2 separate regions of the Homo sapiens genome follow, and region 2 is linked to region 1. Evidence: chromatin contacts called from ENCODE Hi-C or POLR2A ChIA-PET data. All regions are on one chromosome and are shown on one strand. Each heading gives the region's core, a stretch centred on a gene start or an enhancer-like site at or near the end of the contact. The rest is flanking DNA. Distances are from core to core; before and after follow the strand shown. Region 1 holds the start of RXFP1-AS1 (RXFP1 antisense RNA 1). Region 2 overlaps RXFP1 (relaxin family peptide receptor 1).

Region 1 (3,890 bases), core at 591-3,090:
GCCTGTAATCCCAGCTACTCGGGAGGCTGAGGCAGGAGAATCACTTGAACCCTGAAGGTGGAGGTTGCAGTGAGCCGAGATTGCACCACTGCACTCCAGCCTCGGCAACAAGAGCGAAACTCTCAAAAAAAAAATTTTGAGATAATTTTAAAATTTTGAGATAATCTCAAACTGAGAAGTTGCAAGTATTGGATAAAGAACATTTCCCCACCACCCCACCATTTGAAAGTAAGTTTTTGACCTGATGCTCTAGCACCCTTAAATACTTTAGTATTTCCTACAAACAAGAATATTTTCCTATGTAAATAGAACCATTAAAATCAGGAATTTAACATGGAGTTGTTACTACCACTTAAACCTCAGAACCCATTAAAGTTTATATATTGCCCCTGCAAAATGTCCTTTGTAGTAAAAGGATCTGGTTTGGAATCGCTCCTTGCATTTAATTGTCACATTTCTTTAGCCTCTTTTCATTTTCATGGCCTTGACCCTTGAAAAATGCAAGTCAATTATTTTGTAGAATGTTCCTGAATTTGGGTTGTCTGATGTCCATCATAATTAGATTCAGGTTATGCATCTTTGGCATAAAATTCACACAAGTGATGCTCATTTCAACCTGTCAGGTAGTACAAGATATTAATTTTTTCCATTAGTGGTTTCACCCAAATTCCTTTGTAATTAATACATATTTTGTAGAGGGGTACTTTGAAACTGCAAAAGTCCCTTTCCTCATCAAAGTGTTAATTTATTCATTTACTTATTTCTATCAGGTAGACTTATGGCTTCCTATTTTGTTCAATGGGTTACAATCTGTTGATTATTATTATGTATTCTGATGTGCAAGTTGTCTCAAATTGGACCAGTAGGAACTCTTTTAACCTAGCTTTGGTGTCTTTGTAATATTTATGCATCATTTTTTGAGCACTCTTCCTTGCTTTCTGGCACTACAAGATGTTTCAGGATCATCTTGCATTTTCCCTGCTATAGCCCTGTAACTAGCCATTTCTCTAAGGAGCTCTGGGTCCTCTCTGGGTAGAATGGTATTTAGAAGCCAAGATGTAGACACAAGGTAAGCTCACTGATAGTGGAGTATCACTGCCACCAGGTCTCTCAGTGGACAGACTAGGAAATATATGTATGGTTATTCATACATACACACATTTCCATCTGTATTAATTTCTCTGTATATTTCTAATACTGAAAACTATGAGTTCATCTCCAGTTCTTATCCAACACTACAGGCTCAGTCTAATTTTCTCCCTTTACATATCTGTTACTCCCTTTCCTGACAGTGAGAGAAGCTTGCTTTCTATTAACTTAATATATTTATTATCTTGACAGATCCTCTTTCCTGCATGGATGCTCTCCTCGCCTTACTCAGTGCAGACTCTCACTTACATGAGCACTCTCCCCACCCTGTTTAGGACCAGGCACCAGCCCCCTCTAAGGATGCCCTTCTCACCCCAGTGGAACTCCGAAATTCTTCTCTGGACCACTACTCTGTCACACTCAACACAGAAAAATACCTCCTTCTGATCCACCAAATGGCTTTAGAACTCAATTGTTTAGGAACAGAAGTAGAAAGGCAAGGGGCCAGTAAGTGATGTTTATAGGGAAACGTTGGGAAAGTAAAAAACAAAAAGCATTTCCTTTTTAGCATGGAACCATATCTTTAAGAACAGCAATAATTCACAGTGCAATAACACAAATCAATAGAAAAAATGATATTGAGTCCCTCTGGAAAAGTATGCCCAAAGAGTTACAGAAGTAATAGTTCCTAGAAGAGCAAGTAAACATGCTCTCGTTGTGTAACCCAGCTATCCATCTGCCCTGAATGCTGTTTTAGTCCTGAACCAGCCTAAATATTTCAGTGGTTCACAATTTTTTTTAAGTGGTTGACAATTTTGAGAGGGTGAGAGACAACAGAGTTTATATTTCAGTACAAATTATCTTAACTATCCTCTTTAGACTGACAGTTGTCATGGAGTCTCTCTGGCTTGGAGGATGAAAAGGATTCAGCTTTTCCAGCACTGAGTTTCCAGCCTCCCTGGCTGCCACTGTTCTCAAGGTTTGGATCTGCCCTCAGCTCCTGTATCTTTTATTTATTTCTCATGCAGAGTAATTTAGTCTTCTTCCAAATATTTGTATAACCACAGGTAGGTGTTTAGATCTGCTTATAAGACAGTAGGGATTGTATATAACAATTTAAAAATGTCCCCCACCCCTGTACCCTGGTAGCTTTTCCAAAATATCTCTACATGTGGAACTGTCAGGATATGGGGTAAAATATGAAAACATATTGTTATGGGAATGTGAACGATCACCAGTTGCATTGAATAGGGTCCTTCAGGTATGGCTGGAATGCCAACTTTTGAATAGTTTAGTGTTGGAATTGTCATATTTATGACTCCTAAAGGCTGTAAATTGGGTAGCCCAATAACAAAATTTCTAAGATCAGACCTTACATTAAGTTTTTTTTAAAGTAATTGTGCTTTTATAATGTTATAACAGTATATAATTATGTTTTATATATACATATGTTATATATTATAACATTTATATATAACATGTTATACATTATATATTATGTTATGTTATATATATAATATGTTATATAATATGTAACATTATATTATATATAACATTATATAATATAATGTTATAACATTATAATGTTATAATGGCTACAATGTCACTAGGTGATAGGAATTTTTTGGCTCCATTGTAATCTTATGGGATCGCTGTCATATACAGGGTCTGTTCCATTGCTAACTGAAATGTTTTATGAGTATATGTTACAACTCTGTAAGTTGTAGAATACTTATAGTAACGCAAATGATTTATTGTTGATAGAAATGCAGATTATATGTGACAGATAGATGCAGATTGTGAGATACATTGATTATTGCCCCATAGATTATTGGTCTCTTTTGCATGTGTTAATCAGATTTATTTCAGTATTCCTGTTGGGGTGTGTGTGTGTGTGTGTGTGTGTGTGTGTGTGTGTGTGTGCATTGAATTCTCCTTTGAATTATTTGTAACATCTTACTGGTTCCCTCATTAGTAAATGAATTAAAGTCTTTGAGGTCTTTGAGACATTTTTATTTTATATTTATATGAATATCATGATTTTACCTCATCTTCCTTCTCCTTTCACTTCTACTTCTTTTTAAATTATCTTTTAACAGGTGTGGGGACCCACTCAGAACCCCAGAGTTGGTACAAAGATCATTTTAAGGTGAAGACATTTGAGAATCAACAGATGCCAGATGCAGAAAGAAGCTTTCTCAGAGTTTCCCTTATCTGACTAAAATCTGAAACTTCTGGGAAATAATCCTTCCCTAAATTCCCTCTTTTGGGTGAGTCTACTCCCAGGAAAGAGACTGACAGTAAACCTGTCATAAATCCCTTCCCTGGGGAAACTCATATCCTTAAAGGATGGATAGGCTACATGCGCCTGCATAAAGAAACATCATCACAAACTTTATCTCCTGTTTTTTCTTCTAAAAATCCCCTTGTCCTTCCTAAAGAAATGATTTTCTTCCCATGGAAGGCTTTTCTTCCTCTCCCTTTCCCCTACTTAGGAATATTAGCCTCTAACTTTAACTGTTTGGCAAGCTAGCTATTACTTTAGTTAGCTGCCATATGCATACAAATCAGCCTCTTGTTGGTTTAATTTGCAGGTTCCCAGTCCTTGAGCATAAGGGCAAAGAAAAAGTGTTTCCTCTGGGAAACTTGAACACAGGGGATGTGTACTTTAAGATCAACTGCCCCGGATGGGTGTGCACTCGGGGTTCCTTTAACAAAAGCTTCAGGTGGAATCATCCCAGTTATAGGAAACTCAAGATATATATCCTGGTAAAAAAAATTGTTGGCTCAAAAGTAACCTC
Region 2 (4,479 bases), core at 1,099-3,598, 46 kb before region 1:
CATTGTTATCTTATTTTAAGAAATTGCCACAGCCACCCCAGGCTTCAGCAACCACTACTGTGGTTAGTCAGCAGCTGTCAACATTGACATGAGACCCTTCACCAGCAAAAAGATTATGACTCGCTGAAAACTCAGATGATTGTTAGCTCTTTTTAGCAATAAAGAGTTTTAAAATTAAGGTATGCACATTTTTAAACATAATGTTATTGCACACTTAATTGAATATAGTATAGTGTAAACATAACTTTATTATGTGCACTGGGAAACCAAAAAAATTTGTGTGACTTGCTTTATTGTGACATTTGCTTTATTACAGTGGTCTGGAACAACACCCACAATATCACTGAGGTCTGCCTGTATAGACAGTAACGATGTGCTTAAGAATATTGTGATAAAGGCTGGGCGTGGTGGCTCACGCCTTAATCCCAGCACTTTGGGAGGCCAAGATGGGTGGATCATGAAGTCAGGAGTTCCAGACCAGCCTGGCCAACATGGTGAAACCCCGTCTCTACTCAAAATACAAAAGTTAGCTGGGCGTGATGGCACACACCTGTAATCCCAGCTACTTGGGAGGCTGAGCCAGGAGAATGGCTTGAACCCAGGAGGCGGGGGTTGTGGTGAGCCAAGGTCACGCCACTGCACTCCAGCCTGGGCGATACAGTGAGACTCCATGTCAAAAAAAAAAAAAAAAGAATATTGTGATAAAATATGAGTGAGAATGTATTCAGTTTTTATGGGCTGATATTCTAGAAGACAGAAAATCTTTTAAAATTGTTGGAACTATAAATAGCCTTATAGAATATGATTAAGAAAAGGTTTTTCATTGAAAAGGCCTCTTTGGGGTTTTAACAAATCCAAATTTAATGGTATTAAATTTAAGCATTAATTTTTATTCATGTCTTTGCCTTTGATTGAAATATTTGCTTTAGTTTAGTACTTACAAGAGAATAAGAGAATTTAGTCCATAAAATGTTGGTGGGGAAATTCGACTGAGGTGATTATCTTCAATTATCCTGACAGCCAGAAGAAAAAAATTAATTCATTTATATATCTCTAGAATCTAAAAACTAGTGCAATAAAATGCCACATAAATTAAACATACAGCCATTCTAGTCTGTGAAGATCTTCAAAAACACCCGGCTTCAGGAAGGTTATTCTGTTATGACTGAGATACCTGGAAAAGGAGAAATAACTACAATAAATTTGTATATTTTTGATGTCTTACAATAAGAAAAGTAAAAACAATAATCATCCATCTTAAATTTTTTACATAGCATTCTCATCATGCCACTTCCCTGCCTTTGAATCTCTAAGAATTGCTACCACTTACCTTATCATACCTAGTTTTAAATTTCCCCATAATTAATTAATCAATCTATTCATTCATCTATTCATGTATTCATTAACCTATTTTGAATACTTACCCCATGGCACTGTGCTAAGCATGCCATCCCTTTCTTTAAGGGGCTTTGAGTCTGGAGAGGCCACAGCATGTGAACAGATTACTTTGTAATGTCAGGGAAGCAGAGGGAAGTATATAATGCATGGTTGCTCTGCCATTGCAGAGGAGAAAGCACCCAGCTTTGCTAGGGGTAGGGACTGCAGAGTGTGGAGGAATGAGGAGCCAGGAGAAGGCTTTACTAAACAGAGGCACAATTGAGAAGAGTCTTGGATGAAGACATGCAATTCACAAAGCAAAGAACAGGCAGGAGCTATTCTAGGCAGAGGAAATAGCTTATGCAAAAGCAAGAGGTATGAGAGTCTGACAAGTTAAGAAATCACCAGGTAATTCAATGGGGCCTCACCATGAAGGGGCTATAAGGAGAGACAGGAGATAAACCTAGGAGGCAGGCAGGGGCCTGTTATGGACAAAAGGGCATTGCATCCCTTGCTAAAGGGTTTGACTCTGCCTTACCCATCTTTACATCCCACTCCTCTGCAAAGTGAAATAACTCTTTGTTCTATTGTGTTGATCTCCTCTTCTTGCCATGTTCACTCATGTCTCAATCTCTCTAGTGTAGCAATTCACTGCACTAAATCTGCTATCGAACAGTTTGATTCCTGACTCCTCTACTTATTAACAGTGACTTTGAGCAAGCAGTGAATTCCTGTAAGCCTCAGCTTCCCCAACTCTAAAATGGGGATAGTATCAGGATCTACTTCCTATGGTTTAATAGAGGCAATGCATGCCATAAACATTCAGTACATATTATGTTTTATAGCAGTGTCTCTGCTCACGCCTCTTACTCCAGTTTCTTCCCTCTTTCCTTTTTCTTTCTGCTTATGATTCATATGCAAGTAAGAGTTCAAGTTTCACTTCCACTAATACAAGATTCACACTGATTTCTCTCTCTTCTTCAGTCTTTCATATCTTGAGTAAACATCCTGTAGAATTTCTCCTGCCAGGAATCTGTTCTCCCTTGCTGGGTTTGACTTTTGCTCAGGGCTAGTGAGCAATGGCACCCCATGATAGAGCCTCTTCCTTCCCTCCTTTGCAAACCTGGAGCCCAGGTGGGCACAGTAAGGGGTAAGAAATGACTTACAACCTCAGGGTGTTCTCTTATACAAAAACCCTCCAGGTAAAAGACATTTGATCCACTATTGCTCCCTATGCTCACCTGTTTTGCCCAGTCCTCTTCATTTTTCAGAGCCATCCTTTACTGCTCTGGACCTGAGATAATCACTCCTTTCAGTGAACCATAATAGCAATTTTGGTTTCAGCAACACAGGTTTGGAACTTAAGTACTTTTAAAAAATGGTTCTCTAATGTTTTATATATGTTGGCATTGTTTTCCCATCTTAGATCATAAACTTCTAGAGAACAGGAGTCCTGCCTCTCCCCAGTGATAGCTCAGTGCTCTACCTGAAACGCTAAGGTATAACTACTTAAAGGGAGCCAGCCTGAGTTATCTTTCTATGCCCTCATGGTATCTAACTAAAATATGTGCACTCTGTGAGGGTTAATGAATACTTATGGATCTAATCATTGTTTAGATCCATAAATCATCAGGTATCTAATGATTATTATTATCATTTTTTGAGATGGAGTCTCACTCTGATGCCCAGGCTGGAGTGCAGTGGCGCGATCTCGGCTCACTGCAACCTCCGCCCCCCAGGTTCAAGCGATTCTCTTGCCTCACCCTCCTGAGTAGCTGGGACTACAGGCGTGTGCCACCATGCCCGGCTAATTTTTTGTATTTTTAGTAGAGACAGGGTTTCACTGTGTTAGCCAGGATGGTCTCCATCTCCTGACCTCGTGATCCTTCCACCTCAGCCTCCCAAAGTGCTGGGACTAATGATTATTTAACTAGAAATATGTGGCATCTTTAACACTCAACAACACTCCAGCACTATAGAAAAGCTATGAAAAGAGAGGGAGGACACTTTTAAGTTTACTCTCCAGTTCTGTACTGCCTTTCAAGAGCTTCCTCCACATTCACTGAACATTAAACCAAACAGATAGTGTTTAGTAAATTTTGCAAAGATATATGGAAAGAAGACAGTCAGGAGCCTGAAGAGTGAGTCCAATATTGATTCTGGGTACTTTGCTAAGACATAAAAGAGCAGAGATGGGGTAGAAGGGGAGAGGACATGGCTAAAGTGGTTACTGTTAAGGCTTCGAGTCTCCTGCAGTCTTCTTCCATTTTGCTAGTAAATTACTAGGTGCTCTTCTCGACTCAATCCCAAACTCTGATACCACAAGCCAAAAATCTGACTGGAATGGGTTTCTTGCGTTAGGATACAGAACAGTATAGGTGGAAAACAAGGGGACATAAATGGAAATACAGGGAGTTATGTATTCATGTGATTTTTGGTTATACTTCTTTCCAGTTACTTCTAGAATGCTGCATGGCAGAACTCAATAAAACGGAACATTGAGAAAGCCTTTTTTTTTAAAAGAAGCACAATGAGATACCATTCACACCCATTAGGATAGTTATTGTCAAAACAAACAAATGAAACGAGAACACAAACGTTGGTGAGGATGTGGAGAAATCGGAACTCTTGTGCAACACTAGTTGGAAAGTAAAATGGTACAGTTGCTGTGGAAAATAGTATGGCAGTCCCTTAAAAAATCAAAATCAAATCAAATGACAGTCCCTCAAAAATCAAAGAATTACCATCTGATTTAGCAATTCCAATTCTTGGTATATACCCAGAAGAAGTGAAAGTGAAAGTGGGGACCCAAACAGATATTTGTATCCCTGTGTTGATGGCAACATTATTCACAACAGCCAAAAGGTGGAAACAACCCAAATGTCCACTGACAGATAAACAGTTAAACAAAATGTGGTACATAAATACAATGGACTATTATTCAGCCCTAAAAAAGGAAATTCTGACACATGCTACAACACGTGAACATTAAAGACATTGTGCTAAGTGAAATAAACCAGACACAAAAAACTACATATTTTATGATTCTCCTTATATGAGGTACTTAAAGTAGCCAATTAATAAATACAGAAAGTAGAATGA

Evidence for each region. Hi-C counts contacts between places; a loop is a spot of excess contacts on that map. ChIA-PET counts read pairs that join two places held with the same protein, here RNA polymerase II (POLR2A).
Region 2: a loop to region 1 is called in a map of endothelial cell of hepatic sinusoid, with 4 times the contacts of the local background. The contact joins the enhancer-like site here to the promoter of RXFP1-AS1 in region 1. A Hi-C loop is called at or near these places in 1 of 168 maps with a recorded cell type or tissue (endothelial cell of hepatic sinusoid). POLR2A ChIA-PET finds 5 or more read pairs at or near these places in 3 of 52 experiments (IMR-90, OCI-LY7 and activated T-cell).

What each region holds. Positions count from the first base shown.
Region 1 is chr4:158,562,619-158,566,508 of GRCh38, reverse strand. RXFP1-AS1 (RXFP1 antisense RNA 1) reads left to right here and starts at 1,840. Exons shown (of 4, transcript XR_007058351.1): 1 at 1,840-2,068; 2 at 3,189-3,359. The region is part of intron 1 of RXFP1 (relaxin family peptide receptor 1); the gene reads right to left.
Region 2 is chr4:158,608,825-158,613,303 of GRCh38, reverse strand. RXFP1 (relaxin family peptide receptor 1) reads right to left here. Exons shown (of 18, transcript NM_021634.4): 7 at 1,103-1,174; 8 at 942-1,013. Among named protein-coding and RNA genes, the nearest start is that of RXFP1-AS1, 46 kb to the right of the region's middle. Within about 2 kb of position 2,348, at least 2 of the 41 ENCODE cell types and tissues checked have a DNase peak (open chromatin) inside an H3K27ac peak, as active enhancers do.